Linked DNA regions of Mus musculus: regions 1 and 2 are each linked to region 3. A link is a loop called in an ENCODE intact Hi-C map of the cell type or tissue named here. Cell type or tissue: heart. All regions are shown on one strand.

Evidence for each region. Peaks named below come from ENCODE experiments on the same cell type or tissue, not always from the same donor. Only the 100,000 strongest peaks of a DNase experiment are listed, where the experiment ranks them.
Region 1: it touches region 3 in a loop (2.1-fold over the local background); 2 of 42 quality-filtered maps call a loop at or near these places.
Region 2: it touches region 3 in a loop (2.8-fold over the local background); 4 of 42 quality-filtered maps call a loop at or near these places.

What each region holds. Positions count from the first base shown.
Region 1 is chr13:67,191,294-67,199,293 of GRCm38, reverse strand. It overlaps Zfp455 (zinc finger protein 455), which reads right to left and starts at 4,788. Exons shown (of 4, transcript NM_001048204.1): 1 at 4,700-4,788; 2 at 635-761; 3 at 50-145. The coding sequence starts at 4,705. In heart, no CTCF peak of the experiment used is centred here; a DNase peak (open chromatin) is centred at 4,673; H3K4me3 peaks cover 967 bases; H3K27ac peaks cover 841 bases.
Region 2 is chr13:67,265,158-67,273,157 of GRCm38, reverse strand. Zfp458 (zinc finger protein 458) reads left to right here and starts at 4,090. Exons shown (of 4, transcript NM_001001152.2): 1 at 4,090-4,127. The coding sequence starts at 4,122. In heart, no CTCF peak of the experiment used is centred here; a DNase peak (open chromatin) is centred at 3,997; H3K4me3 peaks cover 1,266 bases; H3K27ac peaks cover 765 bases.
Region 3 is chr13:67,125,265-67,133,264 of GRCm38, reverse strand. It overlaps Zfp759 (zinc finger protein 759), which reads right to left and starts at 5,037. Exons shown (of 4, transcript NM_172392.3): 1 at 4,951-5,037. The coding sequence starts at 4,956. In heart, a CTCF peak has its summit at 4,608; a DNase peak (open chromatin) is centred at 4,984; H3K4me3 peaks cover 1,041 bases; H3K27ac peaks cover 928 bases.

The DNA of each region.
Region 1 (8,000 bases), 66 kb before region 3:
GGATCTTTGGACTTGAAATCTGTCCCCTGGTCCCCACATTCCTACACACCTGGGTACACAGTGGCTGCTGCTTGTCTCTTCATATCCCAAGGCCCTTGTCTTTGCTCCAGAAATGTCACCAGGAATGGCTTAGAGACAGCAAGACCTGTTTGGAGAACAAGAGGTTAAGATTGATTAAGTGTTCTTTTACTCTCTCTTTCAGAACAGTGTTTATAAGGAAAGACATGATACAATAAATAACTGCAGACAATTAGTTCCTTCAAGGGTTTCTGACATGGACAGTAAAATACAGAAAGGAATGTACAATATCCTGATTCTGAGTTTCTTTAGAGGGAAAACATGAAACTGAATAGAGAAACAATTTCATTAACAAGTGTGGTCCACGCCTGATGCCGGTGCATTTCTAACAGTCCCACAAGAGCAAAGGAGGCATGCTTCCAACACAGACATTTCAAACACAGCGAGGAAAAACAATGACATGTTTCTTAGCTGTACAGCAACCTCCCTAATTTTTCTTCAAATGATGGATATGAAACTCGTTGTTGAAATACTTCCATGAGATATTGTACAAAGCAGGGAAGCTACATGTTGATGGTTGGGGTGAGATAGGAATTCTCTAAGATACAATGCTCACCCAGGAACACAAGGTGGCTGAAATTCTCCAGCATCACGTCCCTGTACAGATCCCACTGAGCAGGCTCCAGGCATTCCCACTCTTCTGGAGAGAAATCAATGGCCACATCCCAGAAGGACAACATTTCCTGAAATGAAGACCAATGAAAAATCCCACACCTGTAATTAATTAAAACCACTAATGAACTCACAGCAAACCTCTGGTTTTTACGTAGACCTCTGATGCTCATACTCAAACTGCTCCTGCTCCAGAAATATTCCCTGGCTATTATGTGCAGAAATTGTAGACATACCTATTGGGTCAGATCACAAGGTCATACATAGTCCTCTGCACTTTGGTAAGCTTCAGTTTTCTGCAGAGCTCTCTCTGATGCAGCCAGAAGCGCTTTGAACAGTAAGAGCTACACACTCATGTGTAGGAGCGCTTTGAACAGTAAGAGCTACACACTCATGTGTAGGAGCGCTTTGAACAGTAAGAGCTACACACTCATGTGTAGGAGCGCTTTGAACAGTAAGAGCTACACACTCATGTGTAGGAGAGCTTTGAACAGTAAGAGCTACACACTCATGTGTAGAAGCGCTTTGAACAGTAAGAGCTACACACTCATGTGTAGGAGTGCTTTGAACAGTAAGAGCTACACACTCATGTGTAGGTCTAAGGAAAAGCAATCAGAATGCAGTGAGAGCTTAGGATGCTTTAGTAACATGTCATTAGTATGTTCCCCTCTAAGGTTTCAACCTAACAAGTCACCTGCGGCAGCTTCTAAGCATGATGTAACTTCTATTGATGAGGCTTTAAGTCCCATTGGACAGCTCCTGCATATGTCAAGATATTGAGTGGCACTGTGGCATCTTTACAGCTGGAATGACATACAGGATATTGCTGTGGCCCACTGGTATAAGAGCTAAGCAGGGCTATTGATTGCTTCTCTCCCTTGGAACCTGGCAAAGCACCTTCAATGCGTATGGACAACTTGTCCCTCTTCAGATCTTCATGTCAGATCCAGCTGCAATGCCCTGAGTCTTGTGTCTGAAGTGCAAGGTGATTGCACCCTTGGGAGGAGGGAATAGCTATTGTCACAAGACTTTATAGGACAACTAAAATATATCCTCTTTAAAGAATGACCGCACAGAAAATAGCCTTTTGTCTAATGAGCAGAGTTCAGCAAAATGAAGAGGCCAGAAAATCTCCAAAACACCAGCAGAATGAAGCACTTTGGTGAACAGAAGATTCTCAAGGGAAAAGAAATTGAACTGTCTTGAAACCTTCTTTAAAGCTGGTAGAGAAGGGTCCTGTCTCTACAAGTAAGTGAGAACAAACGGATTACACCCTTTTCAACCACAGGATCACCAAGTCCGTGGGAAAACCAGCAATGTAGGGAATGGCAGGAGCCCAGAGCAGAGCAAAGATGAAAACAACTCTCTGTGAGAGAAACACAGCATGCTCACAATGGAGCTACCATGTCTTGAAATCATACAACTCAGGAAATGGAATAAAATGTGAAAAATATGAAAGACCAAATGTAATCATCTTTGTTTTCCCTCTGAAAAACATTCCTTATATAACGATGATTTATTTTTAAAATAAATAACACATTTGTTCCATACATTAGGCCTCTAGATGTATTTTTGGATTTTAGTAGTCTGTATATTGTTTATGTGTCTTCTTAAAGCACCAGTAGGTGGAGTGTATTCAGTAAAGGATGGAATAGAGAATATGAAAGAACTGATCAGGCAAGCAGACACAGCTGTTAACTCATTATATGTCACCTTACTTGAAAAAGACTATGGAGGACTCTGTGAAGACAGAGAGTTTCTTTTCTTTTTTTTTTTTTTTTGGTTTTTTCGAGACAGGGTTTCTCTGTGTAGCCCTGGCTGTCCTGAAACTCACTTTGTAGACCAGGCTGGCCTCGAACTCAGAAATCCACCTGCCTCTGCCTCCCAAGTGCTGGGATTAAAGGTGTGTGCCACCACGCCCGGCTAACAGAGAGTTTCATAACAGAAAATGACAATGTATTGAGGATCTGCACTGCTCAGGTTTATTACTTGTATATGTGTTTGACAAATGTTCAAATCATGTAACTTCTCTTCATGGCCTCTGACATACACATGCAGATCAGCAGGATCTGACTGTCATCACCAAACACACCTCCTCTCCAGTTTTCCAGATATGACATGTCTAACACAGCAAGGTTCATACATGAGTTGTACAGACAAGTAACTCCTTCCCTCATACTAACATTAAGAGGCCTGGGAGATCAGGGGGACAACTACACACCAAGGGGACCTGGACTTAAACCTGTGCAAGAGGACGGCATCCCACACTAGCAGTTTCCTTTACTGGTTGCAGACAGCAGTACCCATGTGAGGGACAGTGGAGGACGTGGGCTTGTTCCAGCTAACTGTAAGAAGCATTTGCAAGCAGCTAAACCTCTGGGACAGGAACACAGGAAGATATCCCAGAAAAAGAGGCAGAAAATGACACATGAACATAAACTACAGTAGCCTGCATCATTCAAGAACTGCAGAAAGGCAATGAAGAAATGATGGAGTCTCTGCCTAGATATGGACGGAGCAAACTGGAAGAATTCAGGGAAGACCAGAAGAAAGCATCCTCAGGTCATGGCAGAATCTAACACAAACTTAACTATCCAAAAGGAGTGAACATTCACTGTCAATAGGAAGAATAATCAAGCAAGGGAAAGAGGAGAGTCCTTCCTCACACAGTAAATCCAAACAAATAGTCACCCAAATGTACCATCTTTAACAAGAGCATGTTAGTGAAAACAAAGTTTGAATCCCACATGGATTGGGTCGGCAGAAGGGAAGCATGTGTACTTTGTAAGACACCAAAGTGTTGATTGCAGGGGTTTTCCACGGCTCTCACTGGAAGACATGGAATGAATCATAGAGAGTATTTCTCACGTCCATCAAGCATGATTAAATGTTTTCTGACACAGACTGAGGTAGCCTACATTGGCCTTGAATTTGCTATCAAGCAGGGGTTGACCAGAGGGTCCTGCCCCTCCCCCTCACAAATACAGAGATGACAGGAATGTGCCTCACAGTAGGCTCAAGTGTCTTTCTATCACAGGTCTGTTTACTTTAAGTCACAAGAATACACACAGGTCTGTGAGCTCTTCCTTACCCTGCTGACCTGACACAAAAGCCTGGCCCCCTAAAACAAGGCCACGCGAGATTTTCACCAGATACTAATACCCTGCTCATAAACGTTCTCAGGTTCAAGGCCTGATCAAGGCACGTTGACATAATCATAGTGTGCCAAGCAGACATTGTGTCTTATTTACAATTATTCAACCCTACTTTATGAACAGGAAACCTATCCAAGGTTTAAGGAAACCCAGCCCTCAAGGTAAAACCAGGTGGCAGGTTGCCTGCTTTGCTGACTTCCCTCTGTGTATCCACTACATGTGTTTCCTCACCTATAGTCAAAGACTCTCAGTGACCTCCCATCCTGGCAGATCTCTCTGCTCTGTTCCAGATTTTCCCATCTATGACCTGTTGGGACTTGGATTTTTATTCTCTCTTAATTCCTTAACTGATAGGGAAAATGAACATAATCAGGACCGTAGGAGGAGGCCAGGTACAGAGGATAGTGGGGCCAGGTACCCCATTTGCTCTAAAGGTACTGACTGGGGCATCTGACAGCATCCACCTGAGAATGGGGCAGCTAGGGGAGCATGCTTCCCAGCAAAGCTGTCAAAGAGTTCCCAGCACTGCCTCAGGTGCAAGTAGTCATCTCACCATCACTAGCTTGCAATCCTGACCCCTGCTACCAGTCTGTTCCTATGTCCAAGACACCCTGCGGTGTCCTATGAAAACCCTCACCTCAGACACAATCCCAATCGCCCCATTCCTGGTCCAGAACTGCAACCTCACGTGACCCAGCCAGATCAGCACAACAAATCCCAACAGCTTCTTTTCTTCCGTTCTCCCTCCAAGCCCAGGTCCGCTCAGTCCCCACCTTCCCCACACCCACTCTCCCCGCCTTTTCCCAGCCCGATGCTTGCACAAAGCCCCAGGCTGTGCTGTTTCATGAACCAACCTCCATGACAGAGACAACAGGCGTGTACAGCCGTTCAGGACTCTCGCAAAAACTTTGAGGAAGGCACAATGTACAAAACGAAAGCTAAAGTGGGATTGCCTGGATGGCTCCTCGTGATGGCACAGTTGCTTGGACTACATATCCCAGAAGTCTTTGCGAAGCTATTCCTGGAACTGAATGTGGTCTTTCCCTGGTCTTAGATTTGTAGCCTTCTCTCTGTTTTCTTTACTATTATACTATGGTAGGTACTATGGTAGGTACTTGGCCTACTTTAAAGCGCTCGACTCTAATGTAGACTCTGTCATAATACTCAGTATTGCAAATAAATAAATAATACTTGTTCCTTTGCAATTACACTCTGCATGAGACATACATGGATCAGATTCCACATCATGAAAAACAGTTTTGTGTAAATATTAGGATGTATATACTGTGGTTAGTTGGTCAGGGACACATTGAGAGTATAGATCATTTAACAAAGTTAAAACTTTAAAATGTTAATATATATTTAAGAAATTCCTTTTTAGTGGGAGCTGTACTACAATTTTAACGGTCTCCAATGGTTGTTCACAAACACAGGTACACATAAGCCACTGGGTATGTTTGCCCGTTGTTGATGTTGTTGTTCCTTCCCCTGCTCAGATTACACTTGGGAGGACACAGCTCCTGAGGTCACACTGGTATGTGTACTGGCCACTGGCCCATTATCCATTGTTAGAATTCTCTCTGCAGAGGTCTGATCTTTCTTACTCAATTTCCTTTCCCTGCTCTGATCTACAAGTGTTCCTATGTGACAATATTTTGAAAGTCAAAGCATCTGCCCTGAACTAACCTCAGTTTCTCAAAATCAGGACAGAGAAATGATTATTTCAAAAACAAATCAGAAATATCAAATAAGTTTATTGGAATTTGACAATCAAATACGTTAAAAAAAAACACCATACTCTGTAACCTGGAAGCCTCTGAGAGTTTCACTTTCATCTGTTTCTAAGAAAGACAATTCACTTCTCAACATGCCCATAGACTTTAATAGTCCCAAGACAGTCAAAGCCCAAAGTCTCTTGATGTTGTAATTCAATCAATTGCTTATTTCAAAGTGCTTACAAGATTACTCCTTCAACCTACCATGGACCAGTGGAAACCTGCCTTTTCCAAAAGGAGGAATAGTGACCAGGCAGGGAAGGATAAGAATAAGTTCGAGAGGAATGTGCTGTGAAAACCTAACCCCTACATCATCATATGCATTGGGTCTGTGGTTGCTGAATCATTTGGATGTCAAAGAACAGTGTCAACCTAAACTTCATCTGTGTGTTCTAAAGCACAGACATCCCCTTTCTAGATGTTGCTATGTTTCTAACATGAGGCTATGGTGGGGTTCCAAGTCCACTTAGCTGTCACCTGCATGTTTTATGAAGTGTGATCCCACCAAGATATTAGGAAGGACAGTATACACCCTACCAGTTACATGGTGAAGCATTTCTCTTAGCATGGCTGCAAAGCTCCATGCTGACCTACAGGATGCACCTCAGAGCCTCCACAACTAGTACAACATATACAGTGCTGTCCAGTTCTGCTTTCATCTAGGTTAGTATCAGGCCCCAAGAGAGTTTCCTTTGTCGCTGTGTTCTGAACCTGGAGAGCTTTCCTGAAAGTGTAGTTATGAGCATAAAGTCCCCACAATGGGCTTTCCAATGAAATCAAAATTTCAAATGAAATTCCACTTCCACAAGGCAGAGACTTCCATGGATGTGCTCTTGTCACAGAGGAGATTTAATGTTGGCTCTGGACAAAGTACCAGGATTGCCCATCTCTATAACAAGAATAGGGGATCTCACAATGTCTATAACTTTAGATTCACTGAGGTTGTAGAATGAGAATAGTACCCTACAGCCTCATACAACTGATGCTTCGGTCTCAGTTGGTGGGAAATATTTGTGAAAGAGTGGGAGGTGTGACCTTGTCACAAGAAAATGTCACTAGGCTTTTTCATTACACAATAGCATGCAGTTTCCAGTTATCTGTATGTGCTCCAGTGTGGATCAAAGAGTAAGCTGTCTGCTCCTACACAGGACCATGACTGCCTGCTTGCTGCCATGTTCCCTGAAGTGGAATGACTTCTCAGCTCTTCAACCACCAGCAGGAAATCAAACTGCTTTATGTGTTTCCACCACAATGAATAAGACACTCCATTCTGTGATTTTTCCAGTGAAGAACAGAAGAAGAGTCTGCTCCCATCAGACCAGGGTGTAATGACAGACGTAGGAAAGATTCCACCCAAGACTCTATCATGAATCAAGAGTTTACTAGTTTTGCTGACAGGCATTTGATTGAGAGATAGCACAGGAATACAGGTGGCTCAAGGCAGCGACATGTGACTGGATTCTGGGTAAGAACTCAGGAAAGTTGCATGCCTGCAGACGATTCTTGTCTTGTAGGATGCTGCAGTGATAACAGGGTTCTCAGCCTCTATAGTCCTTAATGTTTATATCAGCTTCATCAGTGAGACTCCTGTGAGTCTTGTAAAGAACTCTGAATTCCCCATGCCTACTCACAAGCTTACTTTCTTAAGGCTAATGAAGCCCACCTCCAAAATGTGATGTTTCCTTGGAATGGAAACTGATGTTGGTCAAGTCAAAAGCACATTCATGAGTGAGAGACCAATGAATGCTTCTGTTCGGCACTGCCCTTACCGTCGAAGGACTACTGCTAAAGTGTAGAGACACACATATGTAGAGACGATCTTCTTTCCTAGATGATCTACCAGAAAAAAATCTCATAAGAAACATTAACAGAAAATTTCTCCTGCATGATTCATGAACTCATCATGTGAACAGTCAATAATTCTAGGTTCCTGAGTCTGAAAATCATCAACACTTGAATAACCTTATCAGATATTGGTGTCTGGAAGTGAGTTTCAGAGATAATTATCTTCCCTGTCGTATATTGCTTTGGAACACAGTCTTTAGATGAACCTGGTCGATGGTAGTCTGTATTCCCCATAGGTCAATCTGGACATGAGGTAGTTCTTAAATATCAAAGTTCCATCTTATCCTGGCTCCATTCATGTTCACTTGAACACTGCCCAGCCCTCTACTCTCCTTCCACAATTACATGGATTCTGTTGTTCATAAACCATGTTTTAAGGCTTGCAGGACAAGCAATTTTCAATATCAGCCTCTGCTTTCTGTCCCCAGACACCTTCTTTCCAGTCTCAATTTCTCTCTACAGTTTATACATTATTTATTCTGTTACTTCCAAAAACATCATGTACTAGCCACACTGAAGTTTCCCACTTTCCTCA
Region 2 (8,000 bases), 140 kb before region 3:
TAGTAGCCTGGGCTGGCATTTGTGTTCTCTTAGTGTCTGTATAACATCTGTCCAGGCTCTTCTGGCTTTCATAGTCTCTGGTGAAAAGTCTGGTGTAATTCTGATAGGCCTTCCTTTATATGTTACTTGACCTTTCTCCCTTACTGCTTTTAATATTCTATCTTTATTTAGTGCATTTGTTGTTCTGATTATTATGTGTCGGGAGGAATTTCTTTTCTGGTCCAGTCTATTTGGAGTTCTGTAGGCTTCTTGTATGATCATGGGCATCTCTTTTTTTATGTTTGGGAAGTTTTCTTCTATTATTTTGTTGAAGATATTAGCTGGCCCTTTAAGTTGAAAATCTTCATTCTCATCAATTCCTATTATCCGTAGGTTTGGTCTTCTCATTGTGTCCTGGATTACCTGGATGTTTTGAGTTAGGATCCTTTTGCATTTTGTATTTTCTTTGACTGTTGTGTCGATGTTCTCTATGGAATCTTCTGCACCTGAGATTCTCTCTTCCATTTCTTGTATTCTGTTGCTGATGCTCGCATCTATGGTTCCAGATCTCTTTCCTAGGGTTTCTATCTCCAGCGTTGCCTCGCTTTGGGTTTTCTTTATTGTGTCTACTTCCCCTTTTAGTTCTAGTATGGTTTTGTTCATTTCCATCACCTGTTTGGATGTGTTTTCCTGTTTTTCTTTAATGATTTCTACCTGTTTGGCTGTGTTTTCCTGCTTTTCTTTAAGGGCCTGTAACTCTTTAGCAGTGCTCTCCTGTAATTCTTTAAGTGACTTATGAAAGTCCTTCTTGATGTCCTCTATCATCATCATGAGAAATGTTTTTAAATCTGGGTCTAGATTTTCGGTTGTGTTGGGGTGCCCAGGACTAGTTGGGGTAGGAGTGCTGCGTTCTGATGATGGTGAGTGGTCTTGATTTCTGTTAGTAGGATTCTTACGTTTGCCTTTCGCCATCTGGTAATCTCTGAAGCTAGCTGTTTTAGTTGTCACTGTTAAGAGCTTGTTCTTCAGGTGACTCTGTTAGCCTCTATGAGCAGACCTTGAGGGTAGCACTCTCCTTAGTTTCAGTGGGCAGAGTATTCTCTGCAGGCAAGCTCTCTTCTTGCAAGGCAGGTACCCAGATATCTGGTGTTCGAACCAGACTCCTGGCAGAAGTTGTGTTCCACTCACTAGAGGTCTTAGGATCACGTGTGGAATCCTGTGTGGGCCCTTGCGGGTGTCAGGTGACTCAGCTGGCAAGGTAGCCCGGGGCTCGAGTGGAGTGGAAGGGGTTTGTGCCCCAGATCAAGCCTGGGTAGTCTGCTTCCCTATGTACCGCCGTCTCAAGTTCCGCGCGATTGGATTGGGGCAGGCGCTGTGTTCCACTCACTAGAGGTCTTAGGGTCCCGTGGGGAGTCCCGTGTGGGCCCTTGCGGGTGTTGGGCAAGACTCTGCTGGCAAGGAAGCCCGGGGCTCGAGTCGAGCGGAAGGGACTTGTGGTGTTGTACTTCTATAGGCATCTCCTTCTTTAGGTTAGAAAAAATTTCTTCCATGATTTTCTTGAAAATATTTTTCTGAGATTGCTTTCTTATAGAACCCAAGACTACTAGCCCAGGGACGGCTCTCCCACCCTTGATCACTAATTGAGAAAATGCCTTACAGCTGGATCTCCTGGAAGTATTTTCTCAAAGGGGACTACTTTCTCTGTGATAACTCCAGCTTCTGTCAAGTTGACACACAGAACCAGCCAGTACAAACATCAAATTTGTTCAAACATGAGGCCTGAATATTTTTTTTTCATCAGTGTTTTCCAGATAGGGTTGTTCTGTGTAGTGCTGACATTCCTGAAATTCACTCAAAAGACCAAGCTGTTCTGAAGTACAGAGATCCAAGTCTCTCTGACCCATAACTGTTAGAATCAAAGAAATATACCACCATAGGCCCCATAAATACTTTTAATTATATATGTGTACATATATACATACATATATGTATATATACATACATTTTTGTTTATATGTATACACACACATATATAATTTTACTAGCAGTGTGTGTGTGTGCATGCATGCCTGCCTGTCTGTCTGTCTGTCTGTCTGTCTGTTTATGTCCCTGTGCTCCTCTCTTCTATATGAGCTTCATGATGTCAAAAGAGTTGGGCTGGTCCTCTAGAACTGTGCTTGTGAGCCACAATGTGAATGTTAGAAAACAAACTCATGCTCTGTAAGAATTTAATTACTCTCAACTACTGAACAATCTCTTTAGCTTACTGTAAGCATAGATTTTTAAAAGGAATTTGGCCACACATCACATTGAATGCAGAATGTTTCTATGGGAGAAACTTAAAGGATTAAGTGACTATAAAATGATAGTGTAGGCAATAAAGCTAAAACTTCCAACATGGTCTAAACAAGCATATAAGGCCTGAGAATCAGACTATGGTAAACTTTCTGTAAGTATGCCCGGGCCGCTAACACCATGCTGAATGAGGCTTTCTCTAGAGTCTGCATGTTCAGTTTGTGCCTACCTCCTTCTCTTGAATTAACCAATTTCACTAGGAGGAAATGGAAACTGCGGAACAGTTGAGGTTTCATCCTCACAGATCAGCTCCTCTCAGGTGAGTCAGTTCCCTCAGTCAGTACACTCACACATTGAAAGCCTAGCAGTACTTATGGTTGCTGGCAATGCCCTTCCCTGCAGCCTTCAGGAGTACAGACTAGTCATGAGTTCATTCTAAACAGACATGCCAATCAAGTGTCCAGGTGAATGTATTAGGGGTATTGTTTAATACTGCTTGATGACTCTAGTTTCTCTAAGAGGAGCTGTATCCCTGGCTTAGCACACTGCCTGGAATACAAGAATTGAATAGGAACTTCCCATAGTCTCTGCACTGAAACAGCTTCCTCATCAATCTGTATACATCGTGGAAGCATGAAGCCTTCCTTATAATGGGTGTGTACCTTTGTCTCAAACACAAACTGCCCAGCAATAAATCTTCCTAAGAAGAGATGGGCATTCTCAGTACTCCATGGTCCCAATGCAGCTTCTTTACTACACTGAGCTCACTTGACAATCGTAGGGACATATTTCTAACACCTTTGTATTCAAGGAGGAATCATCTCAGTGTTCTGCTTAGAAGTGAGGGAAGTTCAAGACAGATAACAAATATTTAAATCGTCTGAAACATGAATCATGGCGTGATCAGGAGAGAGGAAATTCTATAAGGAACATCAAAGGGAACAAGGGAAATCCTATAGTGCACAGTGTACCAAGAGTCAGTAGACTCACCAGTGTGATCCCAGGAGCTCTGCACCTCCTGCTGGGAGATGGGGAGGAGGAAAGCCTGTGCTCAGAGAACACCCGGTGGTGACTAGTTTTGATTTCCTGTTCTTCTTCTTTTTTTTTTTTTAATTATTATTTATTTATTATATGTAAGTACACTGTAGCTGTCTTCAGACACTCCAGAAGAGGGCGTCAGATCTCATTACAGATGGTTGTGAGCCACCATGTGGTTGCTGGGATTTGAACTCCAGACCTTTGGAAGAGCAGTCGGGTGCTCTTACCCACTGAGCCATCTCACCAGCCTGATTTCCTGTTCTTCTGTTTTAAGCACCTGAGATGCTGCATGTCAGGCGGGATCACCAAGCGTGGTTTCATTAAAGAAATGCACAGTCCTACATTACCGTCCTGCTTCCTTATTTTTAAGTAAAGCAGACCATGAAAGCATGATTTCCCATGTGTTAGTATGATTTCATAAGTAGGTTTGAGCTTTAAAATCACGTTTTAGCAGAAATAACTAGCATGATTAACATTACTGAGAAAGGCTCGACTCACAGGCTAACATCGCATGCTGAGACCACAGCACTTCAAAAAAGCCCGAATGCCCTGTGGCTGCCCATGTGCAGAAGACTGTTTCTTTCTAATTCCACTTGCTCACAGTAGGGCAGGTACCCAGGCAGTGCACAAAACCCATTTGGAGTGTTCCTGGAAGTCCTTTGCACTGACTTGTGGGAAATGTAGTCCCAACAATTATGACATCACCAGAAGGGGCTGTCAGTATTGAACTTCCGGGTTCGTTCTTAAACCTCGCTTCTCCCCCAAAGTTAGGGGACTGTCCTGCTCAGAACTGGGCTTGGATCTCTGACATGGAGGTTGGTGCAGGGAGCAACGCCGTCCTGCAGATCCAGAGGGACTGTGCAGGGTGGCGGGTCGGGCGCGGAGGGAGCTGACTCAGGCTGGTTGGGAGACAGGGGAAGCTGCTGACCTGGAGATGCTGTGCTGACCTAGGATGGGCCACTGCCCCCGGGAACAAGATTGAAGAGGAGAAGGTTGGAAAACAACAGGATGGCCAGGGCAATCTGGTTCTGCTGACTGCCTGTGCCTGAGATGCTGAAGGGAGCGCACTCAACTTTGCTGAAGAACATGCTCTGCCTAGCTGACCCGTGATCACATGGCTATAGTCAGATTCTCGGGATTTACAGAACTTCCTAAATTTCCTAGTGTGCTGGAACAGAAAGTCTTGTGAGGGCAACTGTTGTGTGGAATGTTAGTTCCTATTCCCTTGGAATGAATTGTTAGATTTATGGACGCCTCCGTTTGAATAGGAATTTCTAATAGACACCGCTGTGACCTGAATCATCACAATACATGGCTGTATAGCCACAGAATAATCTTGGAATTGGTATGAACCCGTGTTTGCACAATCCAAATAATTAACCTTTCTTTCCCCTTACCTCTGGTACGTGGGCTAGAGGGAAAGTTGAAGCGTTCAAGAACTCTAATTAAGTAAGTCTTGAAATTTCTAAGCCTACAGTATGATGTTTTCTAGTTCCATCCATTTGCCTGAAAAATTCTTGATATCCTTATTTTCAATAGCTGAGCAGTATTTCACTGTGTAAGTGAACCACATTTTCTTTATCCATTTGTTCATCGAGGGATATCTGTATTGTTTCCAGATTCTGGATATCATGAATGAAGTTGCTCTGAATGTAGTTGAGTAAGGTGCCTTGTAGTTTGGTGGAACATCTTTTGGGTATATGACCGTGGTATAGCTGGGTCTTGAGGTAGAACTATACCCAATTATCTGAGGAGCTGCCAAATTGATTTCTATAGTGGTTGTGCAACTTGACACTCCCTCCAGCAATGGAGGCGTGTTCTCCCTGATTCACATCCTTGCCAGCATGTGCTGTGGCTTGCGTTTTTGATTTTGGCCATTCTGCTGGGTGTAAAGTAGAATCTCAGTCACCTTGGTTTGCATTTTCCTGAAGGCTAAGAATGTTGGACCTTTTAAAGGTCTTTCTTGGCCATTAAAGATTCCTCTATTGAGGAATTCTCTGCTTAGCTCTTTAACCCATTTTTAAATTGGCTATTTGGGTTGTTGGTGTCTACCTTTTTGAGTTCATTATATTTTTTGGGTGTCACCCCCCCCACCCCCATGAGGCATAGGGTTGATGAAGATCTTTTCCCCTTCTGTAGGCTACCAATTTTTTCCTATTGACAGCGACCTTTGCCTTGCAGAAGCTTTTCAGTTTCATGAGGCCCCATTTATTAGTTACTGATCTTAGTGCCTGAGCTATTTGGTGTTCTGTTCAGGAGGTTGTCTCCTGTACCAGTGTGTTCAAGGCTACTTTATACTTCCTCTTGTATTAGACTTAGTGTATCTGGTTTTATGTTGAGGTCTTTGATCCATGTGGACTTGAGTTTTTGCAGGATAATAAATTGGATCTATTTACATTTTCTAGATGCAGACATCCAGTTAGACAGCTACCATTTGTTAAAGATGCTTTCTTTTTCCATTGGATGGTTTTTGTCTTCTTAGTAAAAAAAAAAAATCAATGTTCATAGGTGTATGGGTTTATTTCAGGATCTTGTATTTGATTCAGTTCATCAACCTCTCTGTTTCTGTACCAATATCATGCATTTGTGGTTGTTGTTTTATTTGTTTGTTTGTTTGTTTGTTTGTTTGTTTTACTATTCTGTGGTACAGCTTGAAATCAGGGATGGTCATTTTATTGTACAGGATTGTTTTAGGTATACAGTTTTGTTTTGTTTTTTCCATGTGAAGTTGAAAATTGTTTTTCCAAGGTCTGTTAAGAATTATGTTGTAGTTTTAATGGGAAGTGCATTGAATCTGTAGATTGCTTATGATAAGATGGCCATTTTTATTGTTAATCTTACTTATCCATGACCATGAGAAATCATTCCATCTTTTGATATCTTAGTTATATTCCTTTTTCAGAGAGTTGAAGTTCTTGTTTTACAGGTCTTTCAATTGCTTGGTTAGAGTTACACCAGGATATTTTATAATATTTGTGGATAGTGAGAAGGTAGTTGTTTCCCTAATTTCTTTGTCAGTCTGTTTACTGTTCATATAACTGAGGGCCACTGATTTTTTTTTTTTGAGCAGATTTTGTATCCAACCATTTTGCTGATGATGTTTATATGATGTAGGAGGTCTCTGGTAGAGTTTTGGGGGTCACTTGTGCATGCTATCATATCATCTGTGAATATCCATACTTTGATTTTTTTCTTTTCCAAATTATATCCCCTTCTTGTTGTTTTATGGCTTTTGCTAGAACTTTAAGTACTAGATTGAAGAGATGTGGGGAGATAGACAGCCTTGTCTTGTCCATGATTTTAATGGAGCTGCTTTAAGTTTCTCTCCATCTAATTTGATGTTGGCTATTGGCCTGCTGGATGTTGCTTTTCTTGTGTTTAGTTATGCACTTTGTATTCCTGATCTCTCTAAGGCTTTTAACATGAAGGGAAGTTGGATTTTTTCAAAGTTTTTTTTTCAGTATCTAAGGAGACTATTATGAAATATTTGCTTGTCTCAATTTGTTTATATGGTGGATTTAGTTGATGGGACTTCATATATTGAACCACTCCTGTGTTCCTGGGATAAAGTCTCGTTCATCAAGTTGGATGATATTTTTGATCTGTTCTTGGGTTTGGTTTGTGAGTATTTAATTGAGCATTTTTGCATCAATGTTCATAAATAAAGTTGGTCTGAAATAGTCTTTCTGTGTTGAGTCTTTGTGTGGTTTAGGTATCAGGGTGACCACTGTTAGGTTTGTCTAGATGAGCTGCAGGCAGGTAGGGAGTTGGAGTAAGAGCTCCAAGGTTCCCCTTTAAATCCATATTTATGTTCTTCCACTCCCCTAATTAGAGCTTCCCAGTTCTTCCCAGTTTCCCCCACGAGGTCATATGTACCTTCCATTCTGTCTCTTTATTTTCTTTTTAATTAATTTTTTTTTACGTATTCAATTTACATCCTACTCACTGCCCACTCCTGATTACCCACAATCCTCCCACACTCCCCTACCCTTCTCCTCTGAGTTGGTGGAGGTTCCCCGGGTTTGCTTCCCACCCTGGCACTTCAAGTCTTTGTGAGGCTAGGTGCTTCCCACTGAGCCCTAACAAGACAGCCCAGCTAGAAGACCATATCCCAGGTACAGGTAACAGGTTTGGGGTATCCCCCATTACAGTTGTTCAGGACCCATATGAAGTTCAAGCTACACATCTGCTATATATGTGCAGGGAGGACTAGGTCCACCCCATGTATGTTCTTTGCTTGTTGGTTCAGACTCTTAGAGCACCAAGGGTCCAGGTTAGTTGATTCCGTTGGTCTTCCTGTGGTGTTCCTATTCACTTCAGGGCCCTTCCTTCCTCCTATTCTTCCATAAGGGTCTCCAAGCTCCATCTACTCCTTGGCTATGGGTGTCTATCTGTCTGAGTCAGCTGCTGTGGACCCTCTCAGAGGACAGCGTGCTCCTGTCTCTATGGTTCAGGAGTCTGATGGAGGTAGAAGAGAGGTAAGGGGAGAATCCCATTCTCTCTCTTATGCTTCCAAACAGAATCTCTGCAGGGCTTCTTGGCCTTCATGACCATCCGTATAACAAGGCAGGGCAGGCAGGAAGACAGTTTGCCCAACTCATTAGCAGTTCTTTGTTTAAATGGGGAGGAGGGATTTGACCTACACTTGTTTTTTATAGGCATATTCATGCACAAGCACAATTGGATGA
Region 3 (8,000 bases):
AAGGTTTCCTAGTCATGAGATTACTGGAATAAAAATTGTATCTCTCACATGATTTACAACTTTAGATTCAACATCTGACTGAGTTGGTTAGATTTCTTGCTTTTAAACACAGGATTCCTATGTGAATACAGCTGACCTGCCTAAACGTTACTTGTCTGCTACAATCCAGGAATAGATTTTTGGGGACCTCTTATCTCTCAAGACAATCTATTTTGCCTAAGCAGACAACACCAGGAAGGGGAGACTGCAGACCTGCAGGGGGCTCCTAGAGCTGCATCAACTTCCTCATTCCCAAGCCCCTCACCTGTTGCTCTAAAAGGTCCAAGCCAGGTTTCTCCCCTCACTCAATCCCCCATCTCATACTTCCAAGTGAGTTGGTGCCCCTCTCTATGTGTACTAACAAACAGCCCTATCTCTTATTCTCAGCCGCTTTCCTAATTTTCTTCTCTTTGGACTGAGCTCCCAAATCTAACATCATCTATATTGTCAAAAATAACCATATTGCATCCTTGTAGGGCACTGAATAGTGTCCAAAATTAACTACATGTACCACAATTCCCTGATTATTTTACTTTTATGATTTAATTAAGGTTCATTCAAATGAATGGAGTTCACATTCAACCACTTTAAGATGACCTTAAAATCATAGAAGAGGAGAATATTAAGAAAACTAATGAATTTGGGTTTAAGGAATATAATAGGATAAAGGAAGCTGCTATATTGTCAAACACACAAAACAAACAAACAAACAACATTTAAGTTTTCTGCAGGTACAGTAACTGCTAGGTTATGCCTGCATTTTCTCCTGAAAACCATAAGGCCAGATCTCATATAAAAATAACCAATATAAAAGATCATGCTGGCATTTAATCCCACCACCATACTTGATAGAAATACTTGCCATTACACATGGCTTAGATGAGCACTAGGACACAGACTTTAGGAGTAGTCATAACCTTCATCAAAGACTACAAACATTTCAAAACGGCACAAAGAAGCATCTCAGTGCCATAGCAGACAGCGACCTTCAGGAGAATAAATGCTTCTGTGATGCTCAAGAAGCCAAAAGCTTTAGAAGGATGGAAATGACAACACAATGCAGGATTTGAAACTGGAATTCAATAAAGAGAAACACTGAAGAGGATTCTGCTAGCAATGATCCAAAATCTATCCCAGTAATCCTAACAGAAAACTTAACAGAAAAACTTAAAATAGAATAAATAGAATTAAAATAGAAAAATAGAATAAATTGGCAGAAGATAGCGTGTAAGTATTTACAAATAAAATGGATGTTCTAGATAAAATAAGCAGAGCATATGAAATAAATGAACAAAAAAATCTGTGGGAAGGAAACATGCAGGAAATGTTAGACAAGGTGAAAAGACCAGGAAGTTTCATAGAAGAAGTGGATTTGGCCTCATGCTGCTTGTATTCTAGTGTTAATTTTGGCTCCCAAAACAGCTTACACAACTGTAGGCTCCGGAGACAATAATGACCTTGCCCTCCCGTTGGTTCTAATTGATAAATTAAGATGGCAGCAGCAAATAGCTGGCAGGGCAGCGAGAGGTGGAACTTTTAGGATTCCTGGGCTTGGGACAGATGAGAGGGAGAGAGAGAGAGAGAGAGAGGGGAGAGAGAGAGAGAGAGAGAGAGAGAGAGAGAGAGAGAGAGAGAGAGAGAGAGAGAGAGAGAGCAGATTCTTCATGACTCAGAGGCAGAGGGCTCAGATTCAGGAGCTATGGAAGAAAAACCACCCAAAATGTAGGTGGAAGGAGCAAGCAGCCCTATGGGGCCAGCTGCCAGAAGGTAATAGAACAGCAAAGATAAAACATAGAATTACAAGGTGTTAAACCAGAAACTCCAGAGGGAAATATATGCTAGGCGCAGGGAAGATTAGAAGTACTCAACCATTGAGCTAGCCAAGGAATATCAAAATTAACGATCCTGAACATGCACGTGTGCCTGTGTGTGTGTGTCTGTTATTGTCAAATCCAGAGCAGGTTAACTAAATTACCACTATACAGATATGATCTCAAGAAGGCTGTAAAAGAAATCCCTAAAGTAAGGAAAGGTACACCCATAATAATATAAAAAGCACACATAATATTTAATTGGACAAGATCAGAAAATAAATTCCTCCTGTCATACTGAAATCTGCAAGTGAAAGAATACATTTATTAGGATATCAGGCAATTCCTCTATGTAACTTTGAAAGTCAGAAGAGCCTGGAGTAATCATTCCAACTCCTAAAAGACAATGATATCCAACTTAAGACACTGCACACTGCACAACTATCTGCAGCGACTGAAAAAGACAGAAAAACATAATAAAGAGCATTACAAAGTTGTATCTTACAAATCAAACATAAAGAAAATACAGAAACCACCATTTTAGGCTGACAAGAGAGATGAGCATAGCCAAGAAACCATGAAAAAGAATCAGAAGCCACAATTACAAAACCACAAAGGGCCACTGAGAACACGAACAACACTGAAAATGTGGGACATACTGACAATGAACACTCACATACCAAAATAAGTGATGCCCACCCAGAGTTCTCCTTTCACGAGATACAGGCCAGAAGAATGAATCAAGAAATGAATCCAACTTAGTCAGGGTTTCTATTCCTGCACAAACATCATGACCAAGAAGCAGTTGGGGAGGAAAGGGTTTATTCAGCTTACACTTCCACAGTGCTGTTGATCACCAAAGGATGTCAGGACTGGAACTCAAGCAGGTCAGAAAGCAGGAGCTGATGCAGAGGCCATGGAGGGATGCTACTTTACTGGTTTTCTTCCCCTGGCTTGCTCAGCCTGCTCTCTTATAGAACCAAGACTACCAGCTTGATGTAGAGATGGCACCACCCACAAAGGGACCCCCCCCCTGCCCACGATCACTAATTGAGAAAATGCCTTACAGCTGGATCTCGTGGAGGCATTTCCCCAACTGAAGCTCCTTTCTCTGTGATAACTCCAGCCTGTGTCAAGTTGAGACAAAACTAGCCAGTACAAAGTTGTCTACAACAAGTAGATATGAGTGATGTCTTTTAGATTTTCCAATTACACTGGACAGATTTTCAAAATATCCCTTTATGATAGTCTGAAGTTTTTGGTATCTGTTGTAAAATCTCCCTGTTCATTTCTGAATCTAATCATTTGGGTCCTGTTTCTGTTGGTTAGCTGGATCCAGTGTCCCTCAATCTTGTTTATCTTGTTTATCTCCAGCTCACTAAAGCTTGGTTTGACTGAGGACAGTATAAGCAAGATCGCCTGAGATGGAGGAGGGGATGTGGAGAAGAAACCCTGAAAAAACAAACACACAAAGAAAACCTGTGTGTATGTTGTGAATGCAAAACTCTTGTAAGGAGTCTGTGTGTGCAGAGACTGATGGCCCACGTGGAAGTTCACTGAGGGGCAGAGCCTGGAATTCTGCAGGTTCAGGGTTAGCTGTCTTGGGCTGATTTTCCCTTCAGGGACAGTCCTTGCCTCACTATGTAGTGGACCACACAGCTTGTTAATAGATAAAAACCTCTCAGAATCCACTGACTAGGCAGAACATGAGATTCTATCAACCCAAAAGCTAAAATCTCAGCAGATGGTATCTTAGGTGAATAGAATATCTCCCATATCTCAAGGTACATATACATACCTCTATCAGACTTACACCAATGTATTTTAAGCTTTCTTAGGTTAATGACATTCTTTGTTCTGTAAAACCATGAAATAGATTTCATGTTGGAGCATGGAATTTGGATTAATTAAACCTGTGTTCTCAGATCATGGCTACAAAAATGGCTCTGGACTAAACTATTCTCTTAACTCTTCAAAAGGACAACTATGCATTTTGCATGAACAGGAACCTACTATATGCAAATCATAAGTTCCCAAGTATGCCACAGGTTTTGAAATTTATCTTGCAGCCTTTCTAATACAGTTGAAAAATTTGAAGACTTCTTCCTAAAACTATTAAGGGTGCATCAGTAAACCTGAAAGTCACATTGAGGGACAGGGAAAATTTAAGAGAGTTCGAACACTGCCAATAATAGGAACATACATAAGAAAATCACATGATGAGACAATATCCAGATCCTGCCAGATTAAAGAGAACAATGTACAGAGCCTGGCAGATGAGCAGAGATATTTCCTCCTTCCCTTTCAGACTTTCCAGCTCCTCCCAGCGATCTTTCTCTCATCACACCAAGTCATCTATCTCTCACATCTGAAAAGAAGTCCAAATACTGGACAGAACACATACTCAGAACACAAACATACTCAGAACCGTTGAGGTATTACTGTCTAGTCATTTTTAATCTGTGTAAAATCCATAATTACATAGATTGTGCAAACACGGGATGTTACCAATTACAAGATTATTCTGTGGCTATACAGCCATGTATTGTGAGGAATCATGTCACTGAGATGTCTATTAGAAATTCCCACTCTAACCAAGGCATCCATAAATCTAACAATTCATTCCAAAGGAAAAGTAATTAACACCCCACACAACAATCACCGTCACAGGACTCTCTGTCCCTGGACACTAGGAACTTTAGAAAGCTGTGTGAACTCAAACAAGGAGTAGTCTCCAGGACATGACGTATAGGGGGCGGTAGATGTCCCCGTGTTCTGTATGTCCAGAGAATCTGACTACAGCCAGTGAGAATGGGTCAACTAGGCCGAGCACGTTTCCCTTTAAACATGCTTGAGCTCTGGTCAGCATCGCAGGCACAGGCAGTGTGCAGACCCTGCCTGCCCTTGCCATCCTGTAGTTTCTAACGTTCTCCTCATCAAACCTGTGCCCAGGGACAGTGACCCAGCCTAGGTCAGCACAGCATCTCCAGGTCAGCAGCTTCCTGTCTCACAACAAGCCCAAGCCGGCACTCTCCGTGCCCTACCCGCCACCCTGCACAGTCCCTCATATCTGCAAGATGGTGCTGTTCCCTGCACCAACCTCCATGTCAGAAATCCAAATGCAGCGCTCAACAGGACAACTGCACAAATTTGAGAAGCGACCTTTGACGAAAGAATATGGAAATTTGATGCTGACAGCACTTTCTGATGCCGTCACAGGGGCCGGGACTACATTTCCCACAAATCAATTGGAAGGACTTCCGGGAACCCACTGAAGAGGTTTTGTACACTGCCTGGATTACAGTCCACTGAGAGCAGGTGCACATGGACATGCACAGGGAATTTGGGCTCTTTTACAGTCCTTGGTCACGGCACGAAATGTTTGCCTGTGAGCTGAACCTTTCACATTAATCCCGCCTATCAGGTTTCCATGTTATCTCTGATAAAACATTTTGATTTAAAAACTCCGACCTACTATAGAATCTTATTAACAAATGGAAAATTCATGCTTTCATGATCTGCTTTATTTAAGAATGTGGAAGCAGGAAGTTAATGTAGGAGTGAGCATTATCTCTTTACGATTCTATTGAAACCATCCTAGTCGCTTAAGATAGAAGAATTAGAAATCAAAGCTAGTCACCAGCAGATGTTTTCTGAGCACTCCACTGGTTTTTCTCTTCTGTATGTCTCCCAAGGGGCGGGACAGAGTTACTGGGATCACAATGATGTGTGTACTAACTCTTTTTTTTCGAGGCAGGGTTTCTCTGTATAGGGTTTCTCTGGCTGTCCTGGAACTCACTCTGTAGACCAGGCTGGCCTCGAAATCAGAAATCTGCCTGCCTCTGCCTCCGGAGAGCTGGGATTAAAGGTGTGCGCCACCACGCCCGGCGTGTGTACTAACTCTTAATCCACTGTGCACTATAGGATTTCCCCCTGCCTTAGGTTTGATGTTCCTTATTGATTTTTCTGTCTCTGCACTGATCCTGTCATCGGTCATATTTGACAATATTTGAACATTAGTGTTATCTGTCTTGAATTTCCCTCACTTCTCCTAAACAGAACACTGAGATATTTTCTTCTTGAATACAAAGATATCAGAAATATTCATAATACTGTCTAATGAGATCACTGTATTAAAGGAGTTACACTGGAAACATAGAGTATTGAGAATTCATGTCTCTTCTTGGGAAGGTTTATTCTTGTGCAGTTCATGGTTGAGTCAAAGTTACAAACCCTGTTACAGAAAAGACTTCCTACTTCCCTGAATCCTAATGATTCAAAAAGAAGCTGTTTCAAAGAAGATACTGTGCCGAGTCCATATTTAATTCTTCTTTTCCAGTGAGTATGTTTATCCAGGAATGCAGAACGGCTTCCTCAAATTAGAAAAATTAGAGTCAAGGAACAATACATGTACCTGTACTTGATTGGCAAGTGTCATGACTGGTCTGTCCTCCTCCTGAATGCTGCAGTGAAGGGCATTGACAGAAACCACAAAAGTTAGTATTTCTGAGCATAGCTAGTTTTCCAATATATGTTATGTGTTGAGATCTGGTCTGTTGCTATGTATTGTAATGCTAAATTCTGTATCCAAGATCTAGTACTACAGCTGACTTCTCATATTTACATGGTTCTGTGGCACAAACCTTCATCCTTGATTTAAAACTATGGGATAAATCAAATTGGCTACAGCCAATTACTGGAGGGATTTGTGGAGGGCGGGTATTGAGTTACCTGGTAGGGGGTGGAGAAGAGAGAGAAGAAAGAGAGACCAGGACAAGGAGAAATGGGGAAAGAGGATGAAGATGCCCTGGGACAGATGGACCATGAGCCTGTGGCCAGGAGAAACAGCAAATATCTGGGGTAGAGCACTGGGAAGGTAGCCATGACGGCAGTTACAAGAGTAGATTAGTGGTTGTGTTCCAGTAATTGCCAAAGCCAAATGCTATAACCCTAGGCTGAGTTGAATTTATCTGTAAGCTAGTCAGTCATAACCTTAAGTACATTGTGCTACTTGTGTGTATGTGTGTACATGTATATTTGTATCTGCTACATGCAAACCTACCTAAGAGAGTAGTCATTCATAGGAGATGCGCTCATCCTTGAGGATACAGCATAGAGTCACGACTCTTCTACTGTCTCCATTTCTTTGCATTTTGCCTGTGTAATTCAATAGGGGGAGTAGCTACCGTGGTATAGTCACAACCTGAAGATTTGATCAAAGAGGAGGCTCATTCAGCACACTATTAGGGACCCAGGCATAGTTATGGAAATGTCTACTGGAGCTAGAGTCTCAGGACTAATATGTTTGTTTAGGCCATGTTCACCATTTTAAATATATTGCCTACTATAATTTTTTTACATCTTGATCATTTAATTTTCTCTCTTGGGAACAATCCCTAGTATGTGTCATGTTTAGCGAAATCACTTGAATATCTGTGCTTACAGGCTAAAGAGATTGTTCAGTAGTTAAAAGTAATTAATGGCCGGGCGTGGTGGCACACGCCTTTAGTCCCAGCACTTGGGAGGCAGAGGCAGGCAGATCTCTGAGTTCGAGGCCAGCCTGGTCTACAAAGTGAGTTCCAGGACAACCAAGGCTACACAGAGAAACCCTGTCTCGAACCTCCCCCAAAAGTAATTAATGTTTTATAGAAGATGAGTTTGTTTTCTAATATGCATATGGTGGCTCTCAAGAACATATAATAGCAGTTCTAGAGGATCAAATACCCTATTTTGACATTATCAGGCTCAAACATCATCAGGAATCTATTATAGAATAGATAGGCCCACAGAGAGACAGACAGACAGAGACAGATACACAAGTAAAATAAAATATATAATTAAAAAATTATGCTGCTCATGGTGCTACATACACTCAATTCTGTTAGTTAGGGGTCAGAGAGTTGTATCTCTTAGTTACTGGAGAGCCAGTTTATAGAGTGAATTTCAGGTATGTCAGTGCTATACAGAGAAACCCTGTCTGGAACAAGAACAATAACAAGAAGTAAAACCAAGGTTTCACGTTTAGAAAAAATAATGATATTTAAAAGGAATATTCATATATATGTATATATATATATACATTCATATATGGTTAAACAACTGCCAGTTTTCATTTTGAAAGATAGATCCTTTCATCAGTGATAAGCAAAA